Linked DNA regions of Homo sapiens: region 1 is linked to region 2. The links are chromatin contacts, found by Hi-C in ENCODE. All regions are on one chromosome and are shown on one strand. The core of a region is the stretch at or near the end of the contact, and the rest is flanking DNA. Distances in the headings are between cores, read along the strand shown. Region 1 holds the start of ELAPOR2 (endosome-lysosome associated apoptosis and autophagy regulator family member 2). Region 2 overlaps ABCB4 (ATP binding cassette subfamily B member 4).

What was found. A loop is a pair of places that touch in the nucleus more often than their neighbours do. Pooled maps may share reads with other maps.
Region 1: a loop to region 2 is called in a pooled map, with 7 times the contacts of the local background. The contact joins the promoter of ELAPOR2 here to the enhancer-like site in region 2. A Hi-C loop is called at or near these places in 9 of 50 pooled maps.

What each region holds. Positions count from the first base shown.
Region 1 is chr7:87,058,353-87,062,611 of GRCh38, reverse strand. ELAPOR2 (endosome-lysosome associated apoptosis and autophagy regulator family member 2) reads left to right here and starts at 2,958. Exons shown (of 22, transcript NM_001142749.3): 1 at 2,958-3,287. The coding sequence starts at 3,099. RefSeq lists silencers at 2,681-3,070, 3,161-3,230 and an enhancer at 3,496-3,996.
Region 2 is chr7:87,412,406-87,416,791 of GRCh38, reverse strand. ABCB4 (ATP binding cassette subfamily B member 4) reads left to right here. Exons shown (of 28, transcript NM_000443.4): 22 at 3,075-3,175. Among named protein-coding and RNA genes, the nearest start is that of ABCB4, 61 kb to the left of the region's middle. Within about 2 kb of position 2,256, at least 6 of the 41 ENCODE cell types and tissues checked have a DNase peak (open chromatin) inside an H3K27ac peak, as active enhancers do.

The DNA.
Region 1 (4,259 bases), core at 1,709-4,208, 350 kb after region 2:
TGGACACAGGAAGGGGAACATCACACTCTGGGGCCTGTTGTGGGGTGGGGGGAGGGGGGAGGGATAGCACTGGGAGATATACCTAATGCTAGATGACGAGTTAGTGGGTGCAGCACACCAGCATGGCACATGTATACATATGTAACTAAACTGCACATTGTGCACATGTACCCTAAAACTTAAAGTATAATAATAAAAATAAAAATAAAAATAAAATAAATAAAAATTGGGGTTATTTATACCACAATCTGATTTAAGTTAAAAAAGAAAATAAATCTATTTATATAGCATCATTTTGGCTATGGCTTTTGTTGATACAGCTAAGGCTTTTGTTGACTTTTTAACAAAATTCAGTTCAATTTTCAGGTATACACTGCACAAATAAAGTGGAAAAATGATTATTACCTAGTGATTGTAAGCTATTTCAACCCATTCTTGCAAAAATTTCATTATGAATTTTCTATTAAAGTATATTTTTATAAAACTATCTTTAAGAGTAAATTTATTGATCAGATAATCACAAACTTTGAATAATTTGCTATTACATCCTAAAATAACAGGTAGAAGAGGACCTTAGAGTCTTCTTGAAATTTCCTTTCTCTGTCAGCCTTTATGCTGATTTTAATTATCCAAGGTCAAGATCTTTTTTATGGATGGGACAACTATGAGAAAAGTATTTATTGAAAGTGGCAAGTTGTCCTACTCTGGAAAATCTACAATTGTCATTTGATCCAAGTGCATTGACTGGACGACTCTTATTTTTATAAGGAAAGAAGCTGTTTTCAATTTAATAGTCATGTTGTTAGTTCTTTCTCAGATGACAAAAATCATAACATAATTTGACTCCTAAAAATTCCACATGAATTAAAGAATAAAGCATATAAAAAGGAAATAATAACAAAATATAACAAAATAAGAAAACATAGGCATCTGTATGATTTTGCAGAGATACGTGTACTTCTAGATATAAAAAAGGAAGAAATCACAAAAGAAAATGTTGCTACATTTGAATACCTAAAGATGACAAGCTTCTGCCAGAAAAGCTATCAGAAGTAAATTTAAAAGACTACAAAAAAGTATTTGTAAGATATATGATAAACATACACAAAGCTTATGAAGATTGCTAACGAATCAATAAAAAATGGAACTTCAATAAAATGGCTAAAGTGTGCCAGTGAAAAATTCTCACACCCTGACATGAGAAGGAAAAATGCAAATAGCTAGTAGATATATATAAAAAATCACTCGATGTCACCAATGATAAAAATACATTTTAAAAATAATAGCTTTTGTCTCTTCTACCAAAATGATAAATATCTGAAGTATTATAATCTAGGGTGATGTGAAATAAATACTCATAAACTGCTGGTAACAATTGCTACAAATTTTTTGGAAGGAATTTGTACACTATTCGTCAAAAACTTTAAAAATACACATATCATGTGATCCAATGTTTTCACTTCTAGAAAGTTATCATAAAATATTTAAAGATGCACACAGATTATGTTCCAAGGGCATTCTTTCCAGAATTATTAATAACACTGAATCCTTAAACAATGCCTAATATCTAATAGTAAATTACATGTATCTAAAGAGTAGAAAATATTTTACAATTATTAAAGTTGTGTTGTTGGAGACTTTAATGACTTGAGAAAATATTTATGTTATTAAGAATAAAAATAAAAGCAGGTTACAAATTATTATTCCAGTTTTGCAGTACACACAGAGTTAAAAAAAAAAAAGCAAGGAAATTCCTCAACATGTTAATACCATTAACAATGTTATCTCTGGGTGGTAGGATCTCTAGTTATTTTTATATTCTTCCTGATACTTTTCAATATTTTCCAAAATGTTTACAAATAACATATATTGTTATAATCAGAATATAGGTGTGATACACAAATCTATATGTGTATACATACACACAAACACACATATACAGAGACTTTCATGTGGAAATTTTGTTAAAAGGATATTAGAGATAATGCCACAAACAAATGTGCCACAGGCCAACTTATAATGAGTGGGCCACGTGGATTTGTCCAGATATTCAATAATCAGAAATTTGGATGCTTCTTTTGAAAAACACAATAACTCACCCATTTACAGAATCTGAGATCAAGAAGGGATCTTGAGATCCTTGCCACTGAGGAAGGCCTTATGTCCATCTTGTTCACCATCACCTAGTTCAGTATGTTTTTGAATGAAAGAAAAAACGAAGAGCACCTCAATCATCGCACAGATGGAGAAACTGTTTCCTCCAGAAAACACAGGGCTTAATGCCCAATGTTACACATCTCCACAAAATAACACCAATAGCAGCAATAATTATGGCTACTACTACCAACACATGTCACCTACTGTGTGCCAGGCACTCTTCCAAGTGCTTTATGTACATCAACTTACTTAATCCTCATAATAATCCTACGTGGTGGGTATTATTTTCATTAAATAGGTGAGAAAACTGAGTCACACACCACGTCTACACCTCAGTCCTCTTTCTTCCCCGCCATTTCATGCACACCCTAACTAGAAATTCGATCTGACGCTAGCCAGCATGGATCCTTACAAGGGATGTTCCGAGGGCACATCTGCGTGTTTGTGTGCAATGAGGAAAGTGGCGAGCTTTTTAAAGACCCACCGCCAGAAAACAATGTCCTGATGTCCTGTATTTACTCTGGCTTCATCCCGGGAGCGCCCCTCCCAGTGGGCCACGGGGACCTGAGACAGGCTACTCCACGGGGTCCCCAGCCTCTCTCGCCCTCTAGCGCGAGGCGAGCGCCGCGCAGCCCCTGGGGACCCGCCGGGCTGGGCCGCAGCCCCCGCCCGCGCCACCTGCTCCCCAGCTCCAGCGTCCCCGCCCCGCGTCCCGCCCCCGCGCCGCGCCCGCGCCCCGCGGTCCCTCCCTCCGGCGTGACGGGAGCATCGGCGCTGGCTGCCCGGGCCGCGAGCGCAGCAGAGCTGTCAGCGGGCGGACGGGCAGCGGGTGACGGAGCGGCGAGACGAGCGCACAGCAGTCGCGGCCCGGGAGCCGGAGCTGCCGCCGCACCCCGGGAAGGCTGCCTTGCCGCCGGCCCGCCGACCGCGGCCGGACGAAGATGCTGTTCCGCGCCCGGGGGCCGGTACGGGGCAGGGGCTGGGGGCGGCCGGCGGAGGCTCCCCGCCGCGGGCGCTCGCCGCCCTGGAGCCCCGCCTGGATTTGCTGCTGGGCGCTCGCCGGCTGCCAGGCGGCCTGGGCTGGGGACCTGCCCTCCTCCTCCAGCCGCCCGCTTCCTCCTTGCCAGGAGGTGAGCAGCACCTGGTCCTCTACCTGGAGTTTGCTGGGGGAGGGCGCGGAAGATGAAGGCTGAGAGCGGTTCCTGTTTATTTCTGTTTGCCATCCCCTTTTCCTTTGCTTGGAGAACAGGGGCTTTCGTTTGCTTCGAGGGGTGAAGTTGCCCGCCCTGGTAGCTGGCCCGGAGAGGGTGTGTGGCTTCGCTGTCTCTCGGGGGATGCTTTTCTGTCCGCGCTTGTGTCTTTTGGGGGCTCTGCAGGACTTTGCGGCGTCCTTTTTGGACAGCCAGGTTTGAGGACCTGGGGTCGAGGGAAAGATTTCAGGAAGGGGAGGAGACTGGGGAAGCCCCACCAGTGGGATTTGAAGAACCATCTCATCACAGCTTTTCCAGAGAGCCAGACACAGACACCAGAGGATTTCCCGCTCCTCCTCCCCCTGTCTCCACTCCCCTGTCTCTGCAAACGCCTTCGTCCTACTCCCCTGCCCTCAGCTTCCTGATTAAGGCCCTGTGGGTTTGCTAAGCCAATGTATGGTGTCACTTAGCATCCTTCTGACAAAATGTGGATTTGAATTTGGGGGGGAAAAAAAAGGAGTATGTACTTGGTAGAGAAGATGCAGGTTGATGATGGAGAAAATTAGAAAAGACAGTGAATATGCTTCTTTTGGGAGGTGCTTTATCACCTGGCTGAAGTATTGCCGCGGTGTATTTTATAGCTTGTAATCATTGTTGTTTTACAGCCAAAAAGGATAAACTATGGGAGATGAGATTTTTATCTGGCTTTTAGAAGAACGAGACAGTGTGCCAAAAATTTACAGGGGGTGTCATTGGTTCTTGTATTGGGTGTTTATCTTTCCATTTAGTGTTCAGAAAGTGCATCCTCTTAATGAAAATCAATGAGGGGAAGGAAGCAACATTTCTGACCTACTTTGATTGTGTTGGGAGGATATATGGAATAGATACTGTTTTTAGGAAGATTGTTAGGAA
Region 2 (4,386 bases), core at 1,007-3,506:
TACATATTTATATGCACCAATTTATTACATCTTCACAATAATCCTATAAGGCAGGCACTATTGTTATCCCAATTTCAGAAATACAGAACCTGAGATTCAAACAGAAGTTAGAGATTTGGCTGGGATTTAAGTTCAGGTCTAGTTTCAAAGCTCTTACCTCTACTATATGGTCTCTTTATATGTGTTTAAGTGTCTAAATCTACACATAAACATTTTATTTACAAGTACATGCACTGAAATGTTCACATGTAGATTATAACCATGAACATTCTTAGTCTTATTTATGTAATTATTATCCTTTATTGAAACATGAGGAAGTGAAGCAGATAATAAATATAAATTGTGATATAGGTTTTATAGCATTGCACTTTACAAAGCCCTTTTACAAGCATTACTGCAACTGACCTTAACTAGTTATGAGAAGTGGAACAGACAGTATCTCTATAGGGAAGAAGGCGTCAGAGACTGGGTGAGTGACTAGCTTCAGAGGCACCATATTAAGAGGGAAGATTAACATTCGGACTAACCATGTTTCCACTAAACCAATTATGTCTGGTGAAATCCTTTCTTGTCCTCTTGTAATCAGCATCAGCTGCCGCTGCATGCAGCGTTAGGTATAATAGTATCTCCAGGTTTCCATCAGAATTCACTCTCCTCATTTTCACGCTGCATCCTCTCCAAGACTTGGAGCTTGCTAGGACAATATGTGGTTCCCAGGACTTGGGAACCCCTGGGTGTCTAGAGTTCTTGAAGATTCTCTTGGCTGCTGGCTGTGGGTACTTTAGGGCATCATTTCCTTGACTTCTGAGTGTCTCAACTAACTGCTGAAGAAACACTGTGTAGCTCTGTTTCCTCCCCTGCCCCTCAATCCTGCTTCTTTCCACATTTCATATGGGAGAATGGTCAGTTGGATGGAATGAAAATAAACTTTTCTTAGACAAGTTACATGATAGAAAACATCTTGAATCTAGTTAATAGTCTTAGCTCCATTAATTGTTAGAATTTTGTCAGAGTAGAGCAGGTAGAATTGAGCAGTATTGAAACAAAACAAAATCTTGGGTTATTAGCTTTGGTCTTGCTATTCACAGTGTGTGAGGCTGGAGAAGATCCCCAACTTCTCTAGTCCTCATGTCCTACCTTAGTAAAATGAGAAATTGTACCAGATACTGCCCCAAGTTCCTTCCAGCTAAAACCCTGTTATTCTAAGCATCAGAGATTGAATAACTCAGACTGGCCAGTTTAAATTTTTTTAGTAGCTACTTTAACCTAATAGGGTTATGAAATATGAAAGATTAAATATGAAATATGAAAGATTTTAAATATGAAAGATTAAAAATGTTTTAAATGTTAATATCAGCAGTTCAATCATAGTTTAATATTGTTTACTCAGTCAGCACTTGCTTAAGAGTCGGAAAGAAGGTTCTAGAAAAACCCCAAATCACTATTTAAAAAGAAACACTCTCATTTACCTGGGTACAGTTTCATCATCATTAAAGTACAACAGGGTTTGAGGTATTCCCATCCCAATTTTCCAAAAAGGGCTTGGTAGTGAGGGTGTTGGTTACTGGGCAGGGAGTGGGGAGGGAAGACTGCCTCATAACCATCTTGACCCAGGGCTTGTCTGGTCACTGAGATTAAGGGCCCTCTGTGCCACAGCTAACCCGTAAGGGAGTTGATCCATGACTAGAATGTCAAGAGGAGTGTCAAGTCATTACTGGTTTCTCCTTGTGTAAATTACACAGCAGGGGTAGCAGAATAGCATTATGGCTTAGGAACATGGACTCCACATCAGATAGTCTCAGTTGGAATTCTTGCTTTGCTACTTATTAACTTTAGAACTTAAGGCAATTCAGTTAACTTCTCTGTGCCTCGGTTCTCTCATCTGTGTAAATAGGAATACTATTTCCCTTTCAAGGTTGTGAGGCTAAATGAGATCATATTGGTGAATGAGGTAATACTTGGACATAGTAAAAGCTCAGTAATTTTTCTCTATTCTTGTAATTGCTATCTGTTATATCTTTATTACAAATGAAAAATCTATGGTTATTCAGTCTCAAGCATCACATATCTTCCTTTCAGCTCATTGCAGAAGCTAAGAACTGAGGTAAAAAAAAAAGTCTTAAAGCTGTTAAAAACCTAAAATTAAGATCTTATGCTCCATGTGCTGTTGGTTTAGATGACTCAACTACAGAACTAAGATTTAGACTAAATAGCTAAGTCACAGACAATCAACATTTGTCAAGGGTGGTTTGGCTGTAAGAATCAGAGAACTGCTCTGGCTGGTTTGGGTAAAAGCGATTTGATATAAGGACACTCCAAAGTGCAAGAAATACAGGCAGTTTGTGTGTAACTGGCTCTTACAGCCACAGGCTCTAATATCTGAGTCTTCCTATACATCTATTCCATTCCTCGGATGCTGTATATTCAGACCAGCTTCTTACACATACCCAATGTGACATCAGCCTCTGAAGCCCCAGGGCCTCACGGTTCAAACTTGTGTCCAGGGCCAGGAAACCAAATCTGATTGACCCAGATTAGTCAGATGTCTGACTCTGATTTAATCACGGATTTAAAGCATGCTCATGTTGTTGACAATTGGGATCTCCTTCCCATTGTGGGTGGACAGCTTTTATAAGAAGTTATACTCAGGGAGGAAATAATTGGCAGCTCCAATAGGCCCTTAGAAATCACAGCCTAATCCTTTCTTTTAGGACTCTGCCTTGTGAAGAAAGCCAGGCCACAAAGGGGTTGTGACTAAGGCCAGTCATGTAACTGCCTGGTGGCAGGCTGGGAATAGAACCAGGCCCTTGGTTCCCAGGCCACAGTTCTTGCCCTTAGCTGATCAGCCTTCCTGAGCATACAAAGACTTGCCTACCATACTTAGCACAGCCAGAAGTACCAGTTTTGTCATAAAGCTAGTCTTGAACAGATTATGCCTTTGGTTTTTAATTTAAAGGAAATTAAAGCCTATCAACGTAACCTTCAGGATACTTTTGACAGAGCCCTAGGGCTTATTTTTCATTATTTCAGAAGTGAAAACACCACTTCTAATGAAGGTCTATTCTGTGTTACAGATTGCAACAGAGGCAATAGAAAATATTAGGACAGTTGTGTCTTTGACCCAGGAAAGAAAATTTGAATCAATGTATGTTGAAAAATTGTATGGACCTTACAGGTAATGAACCATATGATTCCTGCTAAGAACCTAGTGCTTTCCTAAGGCTGAATTATTGTCCCAAAAAGATAATAAAAGCTCTGCTGCTCCAAACAATGATATGACTATAAGGGTGGCCTTTTTTCAACAATTCTGTCACTGAAAATAAGTAGCTTTTTGATGTGACTAGGACACAGAATTATATTTTTTACATCTTATGCAAACAACAAGAATAGGTCTCCAAGACGTAAAAGATATAGAGAATTGCACAGTCTTTGGTTATCAGTGCAGGCAACATAAATAACCTATCTGGGTGACTTAAGACAAACATTCCTTTAAGGAATTGCTCAAACCTTTCTTTGCAGTGTGTAGACTGAACCAAAAGTGAGACTTGCTATTGGGTATGTTCCAGAGGAAAGTATTTCATTTGTTCTCTGAATGAGGACCAGATCCAACCTACTCTGAAGATAAAGAAACACAGACTATTTCAGTGGTTTATAGTTGAGCAATTCAAGAAACTCCTAATGGCACCATTTGCCACTCATTTCCACTGCAGCCTGATTTTATAAATGAGTATGTTTTAACACAAAGTTGAACACAACTTAGATTACAATTTTGCAGACTGGAACAGTAGTTTTGAACACTTGCAAATTTGAACAGATATCTTTGAAAGTCTCAATTTATGCCATCTCCTCAGTTATGCACACTTCATATGATACTAAATAACATGCAGCTACACCTTTGTGTCCATTTGTTGTTTGACATAAAACATGTATGCACCATTAATGATGACCTGTTTTTAACTTCAAGGAGGGTTAAGGAAGAATAGAAAGGTGAAGCTAATTATGAACTTGGTTATAATTTAAAGATTCAATAGCTTCACAGAATGCTCAAGTTTTGTAACACCATGTTCACAGCACATAAGTTAAACCATCCAAATTAGTAATACTTTGAATTTTTCCTTTTGCCAAAAACACCCTCATATTTGAGAGTAACTCAATTATAGTTCTTTTGGAGGATTCAGAAGCCAATAAAGTATAGCATGAAGTCAAATTAGAAACTGTACAAAATAAATTATATACAGGGGCGGCTGGCAGGATCTAGCTTGGGAAAGGACTTCTGGTGTATATCTATGTAAACTTCAGGGACTCAACTTTTGTGAATCTGAAACATGAATTTTAACCTAACAGAGTACAATTAGTTACAGGAAACAACATAATAGTAGTAAATCA